2 separate regions of the Homo sapiens genome follow, and region 1 is linked to region 2. A link is an interaction called in ENCODE POLR2A ChIA-PET data of the cell type or tissue named here. Cell type or tissue: PC-9. All regions are shown on one strand.

What was found. Peaks named below come from ENCODE experiments on the same cell type or tissue, not always from the same donor. Only the 100,000 strongest peaks of a DNase experiment are listed, where the experiment ranks them.
Region 1: POLR2A ChIA-PET joins it to region 2 with 5 read pairs; 2 of 35 experiments call an interaction of 5 or more read pairs at or near these places.

Annotation. Positions count from the first base shown.
Region 1 is chr16:20,911,708-20,916,707 of GRCh38, forward strand. It overlaps LYRM1 (LYR motif containing 1), which reads left to right. Exons shown (of 4, transcript NM_001128302.3): 2 at 3,849-4,007. The coding sequence starts at 3,849. Among named protein-coding and RNA genes, the nearest start is that of LYRM1, 13 kb to the left of the region's middle. In PC-9, no CTCF peak of the experiment used is centred here; a DNase peak (open chromatin) is centred at 2,184; H3K4me3 peaks cover 1,060 bases; H3K27ac peaks cover 3,472 bases.
Region 2 is chr16:21,046,747-21,051,746 of GRCh38, forward strand. DNAH3 (dynein axonemal heavy chain 3) reads right to left here. Exons shown (of 62, transcript NM_001347886.2): 29 at 4,924-5,000; 30 at 3,164-3,272; 31 at 2,823-2,936. Among named protein-coding and RNA genes, the nearest start is that of DNAH3, 100 kb to the right of the region's middle. RefSeq lists an enhancer at 1,076-1,648. In PC-9, no CTCF peak of the experiment used is centred here; no DNase peak of the experiment used is centred here; H3K4me3 peaks cover 637 bases.

The DNA of each region.
Region 1 (5,000 bases), 140 kb before region 2:
TTAGATATAGAAATGTAAATAGTTATGAAAAAAGGAGAGGGGGGGCTGAAATACTTTGTTTTTTCATTTTTATAGAGATAGGGTCTCTTTATATTGCCCAGGCTGGTCCTGAACTCCTGGCCTCAAATGATCCTTCCATCTCAGCCTCCCAAAGTACTGGGATTATAGGAATGAGCCACTGGAGCCAGCCTGAAGTTTTTAAATAAGTTGTTGGGGTTTGCTTGTTTGTTTTTGAGATGGGGTCTCACTCTGTCACCCAGGCTGGAGTGCAGGGGCTCAGTCTTGGCTTGTAGTGCAATCTCAGCTTACTTTAGCCTCCCGGGCTCATACGATCCTCCCACCTCAGCCTCCCAAGTAGCTAGGACTACAGGCACATGCCATCAGCCCTGTCCAATTTTTGTATTTTTTTACAAAATGAATGTTTTGTTAAAAACATGTTACCGAGGTGGGTCTCAAACTCCAGAGCTTAAGTGACCTGCCTGTCCCAGCCTCCCAAAGTGCTGGGATTACAGGCATGAGCCACTGCACGTGGCCTTAAATAAATTTTTGTTGGTATTTTTGGGTTTTTTTTGTTTTTTTTGAGATGGAGTCTCACTCTGTCACCCAGGCTAGAGTGCAGTGGCGCAATCTCGGCTCACTGCCAGCTCCGCCTCCCGGGTTCACGCCATTCTCCTGCCTCAGCCTCCCGATTAGCTGGGACAGGCGCCCACCACCATGCCCGGCTAATTTTTTTTTGTGTATTTTTAGTAGAGACGGGGTTTCACCTTGTTAGCCAGGATGGTCTTGATCTCCTGACTTTGTCATCTGCCTGTCTTGGCTTCCCAAAGTGCTGGGATTACAGGCATGAGCCACCGCGCCCAGCCGGCCTTAAATAATTTTTTTTAAAAAGGAAACACCTAATATCCATCAGCAAAATAGATAGTACATTGGGATATCTTCATACAGCAGGCTGAATTGCAGCACTGAGAATATATGAACCAGAGCCATGTGTAACAACATGGATGAATCTTATGAATGTTATGGGCAAATAAAGCAAATTGCAGAACTTACCTATAAACTTTTTAAACTTGCAAAGCAGGCGGGGTGCGGTGGCTCATGCCTGTAATCCCAGCACTTTGGGAGGCTGAGGCAGGTGGATCATCTGAGGTCAGGAGCTCGAGACCAGCCTGACCAACATGGTGAAACCCCATCTCTACTAAAAATACGAAATTAGCCAGGCGTGATGGTGCGCACCTGTAATCCCAGCTAATTGGGAGGCTGAGTCAGGATAATCACTTGAACCTGGGAGGCGGAGGTTGCAGTGAGCCGAGATTGCGCCATTGCACTCCAGCCTGGGCAACAAAAGCGAAACTCTGTCTCAAAAATAATAATAATAATAATAATAATAATAATTAAATAAATAAATAAAACTTGCAAAGCAATACTATAAATGTTATGTGTAAAGATATGCACAATAAACAATAAATTCAGCATAGTGATTCCTTCTAGGAGAGGAAGGGAAATGTTATTTGGAAGGGGTACAGTGGGGGTTTCTACTGGATACATAATTTATTCTTTAAGGTCTGTTGTAACTGTATGGCTATTATATTGGTCTCAGTATCTTTTCTTTGTTTTTTTTTTTTTTTTGGAGACAGAGTCACTGTTGCCCAGGCTGGAATACAGTGGCGTGATCTTGGCACACTGCAACCTTCACCTCCTGGGTTCAGGTGATTCTCGTGCCTCAGCCTCCAAATAGCTGGGATTACAGGTGGTTGCCACCACACCTGGCTAATTTTTGTATTTTTAGTAGAGACTGGGTTTCACCATGTTGCCCAGGCTGGTCTTGAACTCCTTACCTCAAGTGATCCACCTGCCTCGGCCTCCCAAACTGCTGGGATTACAGGCATGAGCCACTGTACCTGGCCTCTATATCTTTTTGTATCTGAAATATTTTGTAATAAGAATTTAAAGATACTGGGAATTATGCTTTTGAAAAATACAATTAGCTTTACAGAATATACCTACGTCCGTTCTCTCTTGGCCACATCTTCTGAAATTAAAACTGATGTTTGAGACTAAAAACCCAGAGGGGCCTTGAGATCTTCAGTCATCAGAAAGATTTTTTTTTTTTCTTTTTTTTGAGACAGAGTCTCGCTCTGTCACCCAGGCTGGAGTGCAGTGGCCGGATCTCAGCTTACTGCAAGCTCCGCCTCCCGGGTTCATACCATTCTCCTGCCTCAGCCTTCTGAGTAGCTGGGACGATAGGCACTCACCACAACGCCCAGCTAATTTTTTGTATTTTTAGTAGAGACGGGGTTTCACCGTGTTAGCCAGGATGGTCTCAATCTCCTGACCTCGTGATCCACCCACCTCAGCCTCCCAAAGTGCTGGGATAACAGGCATGAGCCACTGCACCCGGCCAGTCATCAGAAAGATTTTTAATTATACTTATTGGACAAGAAAGTAGACCAACGATTTTGAGAAATATTTCCAAAAAGGTTGTGACAGACTAAAAGAGAGGTTGCAACCTGACAACCTCTGGGTGGAACTGAGCCTACAGACTCATTTTGTTTGGCCTGTACAGTCGTCACTTTTTTTTTTTTTTTTTTTTTTCTTTTTGGAGACGGAGTTTCACTCTGTTGCCCAGGCTGGAGTGCAATGGTGCAATCTTGGCTCACTGCAACCTCTGCCTCTGGGGTTCAAGCAATTCTCCTGACTCAGCCTCCCAAGTAGCTGGGACTACAGGCACATGCCGCCACACCTGGCTAATTTTTTTTTTTTTTTTTTTGTATTTTAGTAGAGACAAGGTTTCACCATGTTGCCCAGGCTAGTCTTGAACTCCCGAGGTCAAGCAATCCACTTGCCTCAGCCTCCCAGAGTGCTAGGATTACAGGCGTGAGCCACCACGCCTGGCCTCACATTTTCAAAAATAATGACTTAGTGTGTTTTTTTGAGATGTCATATTTTTAAAATCTGGATTGCCACCTATTTTTAAGCTATCAGGAAATCTGGCATTCCTAGGCACTTCTTTCTACATGGCAGCTGCTGGCTGGAGCTGAATGGCAACTGTTCCCTTTCAAGGGGGCATTTCCTGTCCAGGTGGCCACTGTCCCCATCCAAGCAAGTCCTCTCATTTATATTACCTGCCAGGCCGCAGAGGCACTTGAGTTTGTAACCAGTGGATTAAATTCCATTTCTCCCTTAACTAGAAAATTCAGTTATCAAAAATATGCCTTCACCTAGGCATTCAGGTGAGTAATATAATTTTACTGGACTGGCTTAAAGAATAATAAGTGTGAGCTTTGGTTTTGCCGTGTTCATAAATGTGGCCACCATGGCAAACGATGTGGTTAAGCAACCCTCAACCTCGGGATGAATTACAAAGCCAGTTGAGAGATACGGTGTTTCTATTAGATGGTTTCAGCAATGCTACCCAACAGATTTGTTGAGAAAGAGCAATTATTTCTAGACTAATTAAAGGTCTTAATTAAAAAACTGTACATCAGCTGGGCACGGTGGCTCACGCTTGTAATCCCAGCACTTTGGGAGGCCGAGGCGGGCAGATCACGAGGTCAGGAGATCGAGACCACGGTGAAACCCTGTCTCTACTAAAAATACAAAAAATTAGCCAGGCGTGGTGGCGGGCGCCTGTAGTCCCAGCTACTCGGGCGGCTGAGGCAGGAGAATGGCGTGAACCCGGGAGGCGGAGCTTCCAGTGAGCCGAGATTGCACCACTGCACTACAGCCTGGGCGACAGAGCAAGACTCCGTCTCAAAAAAAAAAAAAAAAAACTGTACATCTGCCTGGTGCCTCCTGTCAAGTTGCATTTTTATGCAAATTTTCCCTCTTCTATTTTGGTGGGTCTGAAGATGACAACGGCAACACGACAAGAAGTCCTTGGCCTCTACCGCAGCATTTTCAGGCTTGCGAGGAAATGGCAGGCGACATCAGGGCAGATGGAAGACACCATCAAAGAAAAACAGTACATACTAAATGAAGCCAGAACGCTGTTCCGGAAAAACAAAAATGTAAGTAGGCCCCACTTGGAGATTGTGCAGAGGAGAGTTGTTCCTTATGATATTTGTTTATTTCTTTTCGGTCTTTAATCAAGAGGGCTGAGCCGCACAGTCATGGTGGCAGAACTTGGGGCAGGAAGGGGCCAGTGCACAGCTTGGCTAGCTTGCCTGACCACTGGGAAGCCTGTGTTTCTCTCTTCACTTGTTCCAGGTCTCAAGCCAGCCAGTAAGTGGCTCAGTGTCCTCAGAAGACCCTATGAGCCAGGTGACATGAGCAGGCCAATGAGTTTTCAGAGGAGGAGCCAGTCCTCATACTGTACCAGTTGCTGGCCACTCCCATAGGAGGTGTGCAGGAAAGTGGTTTTTTGTTGTTGTTGTTGTTTTTTTTTTCAATTCATAAACTATTCAAAGCCTCTAAATATAAACCCATTTAGAAGGAAGAGAATAGGATTAAGACACAGGGTTTCCTTCATAACAGCTTTGAACTCAAGCCTCTTTGGCTAGCAGAGTGAGATTGCCCTTTGGGACCACAGAACTGGGTAAAATAGTGTCTCCATTAGCTGGTTTAAGGGAACTGCACACACAGCAGGGAGCCAGATTGGACCACCCCCCTACAAACCCTAAAGCGTTAGCTGTTAGCTCCGGGGAAGACCTCCCGGCACTAAGCATGGAAAAAGGCTTTCACACCCGACTTCTCTTCCGTCTCCTCACTGATCTAATGGATTCAGCGCGGTCACTGCTCCCCTCATGAAACTTCCTAACAGTCTACTCTCACCACTTTTCCCTCTCTGACCTCTGACTGTCTCTCTTCAGCCGTGTCATCACACACCCTCCCGCCAGCTGCAGGGGTCCTCTGAAGGTCAGCCCTCTGTGCTGAGGCCTGTGCAACATGCAGCCACCTTGTGATTTAAGCTGTCACATCTGAATCCCCAGCTTTGGCCTCTGCCTGGCCACCTGAAGGACCTCACCACGGCTCAATGGTCCAAAGCAGGGTCATCTTTCTAC
Region 2 (5,000 bases):
GTTGATGCAGTTTCTTCCTAGTCTCGATGGTCTTTACATTTTGGCATGATTTCGCAGCGGCTGGTACCGGTTGTTCCTTTCCATGTTTAGTGCTTCCTTCAGGAGCTCTTGTAAGGCAGGCCTGGTGGTGACAAAATTTCTCAGCATTTGCTTGTCTGTAAAGTATTTTATTTCTCCTTCACTTATGAAGCTTAGTTTGGCTGGATATGAAATTCTGGGTTGAAAATTCTTTTCTTTAAGAATGTTGAATATTGGCCCCCACTCTCTTCTGGCTTGTAGGGTTTCTGCAGAGAGATCCGCTGTTACTCTGACGCGCTTCCCTTTGAGGGTAACCCGACCTTTCTCTCTGGCTGCCCTTAACATTTTTTCCTTCATTTCAACTTTGGTGAATCTGACAATTATGTGTCTTGGAGTTGCTCTTCTCGAGGAGTATCTTTGTGGCATTCTCTGTATTTCCTGAATCTGAACGTTGGCCTGCCTTGCTAGATTGGGGAAGTTCTCCTGGATAATATCCTGCAGAGTGTTTTCCAACTTGGTTCCATTCTCCCCATCACTTTCAGGTACACCAATCAGACGTAGATTTGGTCTTTTCACATAGTCCCATATTTCTTGGAGGCTTTGCTCATTTCTTTTTATTCTTTTTTCTCTAGACTTCCCTTCTCGCTTCATTTCATTCATTTCATCTTCCATCGCTGATACCCTTTCTTCCAGTTGATCGCACCGGCTCCTGAGGCTTCTGCATTCTTCACGTAGTTCTCTAGCCTTGGTTTTCAGCTCCATCAGCTCCTTTAAGCACTTCTCTGTATTGGTTATTCTAGTTATACATTCTTCTAAATTTTTTTCAAAGTTTTCAACTTCTTTGCCTTTGGTTTGAATGTCCTCCCATAGCTCAGAGTAATTTGATCGTCTGAAGCCTTCTTCTCTCAGCTCGTCAAAGCCATTCTCCATCCAGCTTTGTTCCGTTGCTGGTGAGGAACTGCGTTCCTTTGGAGGAGGAGAGGTGCTCTGCTTTTTAGAGTTTCCAGTTTTTCTGTTCTGTTTTTTCCCCATCTTTGTGGTTTTATCTACTTTTGGTCTTTGATGATGGTGATGTACAGATGGGTTTTTGGTGTGGATGTCCTTTCTGTTTGTTAGTTTTCCTTCTAACAGAGAGGACCCTCAGCTGCAGGTCTGTTGGAGTACCCTGCCGTGTGAGGTGTCAGTGTGCCCCTGCTGGGGGGTGCCTCCCAGTTAGGCTGCTCGGGGGTCAGGGGTCAGGGACCCACTTGAGGAAGCAGTCTGCCCGTTCTCAGATCTCCAGCTGCTTGCTGTGAGAACCACTCCTCTCTTCAAAGCTGTCAGACAGGGACATTTAAGTCTGCAGAGGTTACTGCTGTCTTTTTGTTTGTCTGTGCCCTGCCCCCAGAGGTGGAGCCTGCAGAGGCAGGCAGGCCTCCTTGAGCTGTGGTGGGCTCCACCCAGTTCGAGCTTCCAGGCTGCTTTGTTTACCTAATCAAGCCTGGGCAATGGCGGGCGCCCCTCCCCCAGCCAGGCTGCCGTCTTGCAGTTTGATCTCAGACTGCTGTGCTAGCAATCAGCGAGACTCCGTGGGCGTAGGACCCTCCGAGCCAGGTGCAGGATATAATCTCGTGGTGCCCCGTTTTTTAAGCCCATCAGAAAAGCGCAGTATTCGGGTGGGAGTGACCCGATTTTCCAGGTGCCGTCTGTCACCCCTTTCTTTGACTCAGAAAGGGAACTCCCTGACCCCTTGCGCTTCCCAGGTGAGGCAATGCCTCGCCCTGCTTCGGCTGGCGCACGGTGCACGCACCCACTGACCTGCGCCCACTGTCTGGCACTCCCGAGTGAGATGAACCCGGTACCTCAGATGGAAATGCAGAAATCACCCGTCTTCTTCGTCGCTCACGCTGGGAGCTGTAGACCGGAGCTGTTCCTATTCGGCCATCTTGGCTCCTCCCTCCTTTTTTTTTTTTTTAAACAGAGTTTCACTCCCAGCCTGGAGTGCAATGGTTAGATCTTGGCTCATTGCAACCTCCGCCTCCCAGGTTCAAGCCATTCTCCTGCTTCAGCCTCCCGAGTAGCTGGGGTTACAGGCACTCACCACCATGCCCAGCTGATTTTTATATTTTTAGTAGAGACAGGGTTTCACCATGTTGGCCAGGCTGGTCTTGAACTCCTGACCTCAGATGATCCACCTGCCTTGGCCTCCCAAAGTGCTGAAATAACAGGTGTGAGCCACCGCGCTCAGCCAAGACTTTTTTTTTTTTTAAGAGACAAAGTCTCACTCTCACCCAGGCTGGAATGCAGTGGCGGCATCAAAGCTCACTTCAGCCTCGAACTCCTGGGCTCAAGCAATCCTCCTGCCTCAGCCTCTTGAATAGCTGAGGCTATTTTATTTTTGTAGAGACAGGGTCTCAACTGTGTTGCCCAGGCTGGTCTCAGACTCCTGGGCTCAAGTGATCCTCCCACCTTGGCCTCCCAAAGTGTCAGGATTACAGGTGTGAGCCTCTGTGCCTGGCTATACAACCATTTCATGCTCATCTCTGTTGCATGAACTTATGCAGAATCTCTGATGTATAGTAGCTGCTCAGTAGCTACTATGGGCAAGTGAATGAATTAATATGATGGGGAGATGGGGCTATGTGTATAAAACATGCATCTGTCTCCTTGAGAGTCCTTTTGTTTAGTTCACTGAGTACCTGCTTTGGAGGTTCTTGTGTCTGCCATACAAGAGATATAAGGCCCTGTTATTAAGGGGTGCAGAGCCAAGAAAAAAGCCCCTCCATGCACAGCTTCTTTGTTCTGCAGCCTAGAGGCAGAGTTACCTCGATCCTGTTGAACTCATCAAAGCACGCCCATGCTCCAGCCTGTGCCAGCCCCTTGAAGAACTTCCCCATAGCTTTGTAATCCAAACCATCGGAGCAGTTGAAGACCACACACTAGAAAGAGGGAGGATGTGGGTATCATTCAGGGTGGATTCCATCCCATCTGAATTACCCCGCACCATTCAACAGCAGTGGGCTCCTCTCTCCTTGCTCTGCTTGAAGGAGCTGGGGCCCATGCTGCCTGTTAATGCTAAACCATCTTAAAGTTGATGCCTACTTCCCACAGGAGGGGTGCAGAGAGGGCCTGGAAGAGAGGGAGGGGATAGATGGCATTTGCTTACCTGCTTAGCCAAGGCTTTGGCCAAATCTTTGGTGGTTTCTGTCTTGCCAGTCCCAGCTGGACCCTCTGGAGCACCCCCAAGGTTCAGCTTCAAAGCTCCCATCAGTGTCCTATGGGGAAGAAAATAGAACTTCAGTGCTTGAGGTCTAAGACACAGGAAAGAAACCGGCTTTTCATTTATTTTGACTCATACAAATATTTAGGTTAGTGCAAAAGTGATTGCAGTTTTTGCCATTGAAAGTAATGCTAAAAGCCGCGATGACTTTTGCACCAACCAAATAGTTAAAATTTTTCCCAATTATATGAGCAATACAATATCACTGTATTTTACTCGGCATTGTAACCTCAGAGCCCAGCACAGTGTCCAGCACATGAGTGGCACCCATGAATATTTGTTTGAATGAATAAATGAATACATGCATACCTATATAAATGAATCAAATAAAAGTGAGAATACTCATAAACTCTACATTCCAAAGATCACCAGTGCTAATGGAATGGTTAAAATATATTTCTCCAACTAGATTATGAATTCTTTTTTTTCTTTTGAGACAGGTTCTCACTCTGTCGCCCAGGCTGGAGTGCAGAGGCATGGTCACAGCTCACTGCAGCCTTGACCTCCTGGGCCCAAGTGATACTCCCATCTCAGCCTCCCAAGTAGCTGGGACTTACAGGCACACACCACCACACCCAGTTAATTTTCATATTTTTTGTAGAGATGGGATTTTGCCATGTTGCCCAAGCGGGTTGGTCTCAAACTTCTGGGATCAAGTGATCCACCCACCTTGGCCTTCCAAAGTGCTGAGACTACAGGCGTGAGCCACCATGCCCAGCTAGATTATGAACTCTAAAGTTCAGGAATCATATTTGATTCCATTTCATAACCTCAGTAAATTAATACAGCTCCTGGCATGTAATAGGTGCAAGATAAATGTTAGAAATGAATGATGTAATAACTGTGGTTCCATGGCCCATGGTATGAGTTTCTATGTTTTCATTTAGCACTCTATCTTGTAATCATTTGAATATGTCTCTCCCGACCCCCCAGTTAGATTTAGGGTTTCTTGAGGTCATGCATGGTGCACAGGAAACCTCAAAAAATGGTTGTTGAATAATAAGTGGAATAAATAAATGAATGAAGAGCAAAAATCATAGACCATAAAAAACAAGTGGTTGAGGATTTTGAAGGGAGAAAATACTCCCAAGTATTAGTTTTACAATCTAAAAAACTCTCACTGTAAGGAAATATATAAAAGCAAAGAACATCTAAACATCACAAAACCGACAAGTTCACAAAATCCCGATCTCAAAGGCTGAGTTCCACAGAAAATGTCAGAGGACTTTGCTGAGCACAGAATGGCCAGCTTTTTTCATGAGACTGGCTGGCAGAGCATAGAGACCCCTTGGCTACGTTCTTGACCTCACTTCTTGTCTATCTTATGGCCATAGGATCTCCAGGCACCATCTTGATTCCTGCCATTGGAGAGCCCTCTACGTTAAGTCCTGTGTCATGTTCACGGATGTGCACCAATATTCCACTTGTTGGTTCAAATACATTGATTTGCACTAGAATTCCTACTGGGTTCTCATGTCTAGCCTGAAGACCTAGTTTGCATGCCCATCTTTGGGACTATGGAGAATCTAATAATCTGAAGTGTGAAGGGTAAAGGTAACCCAAGACATCCCTAACTTTCCTCCCCAGAGTCTTCTTCCCCTGGAGTTCTCCGTTCACCCCTCAGATCTAGGAGCTCCAGAGTGTACCTGTAGCAGCGGTCGGTGAGGGGTGTGATCACCAGCCGGGGGGAGTTTCCCAGGTACTCATAGCCATACAAGGCTTC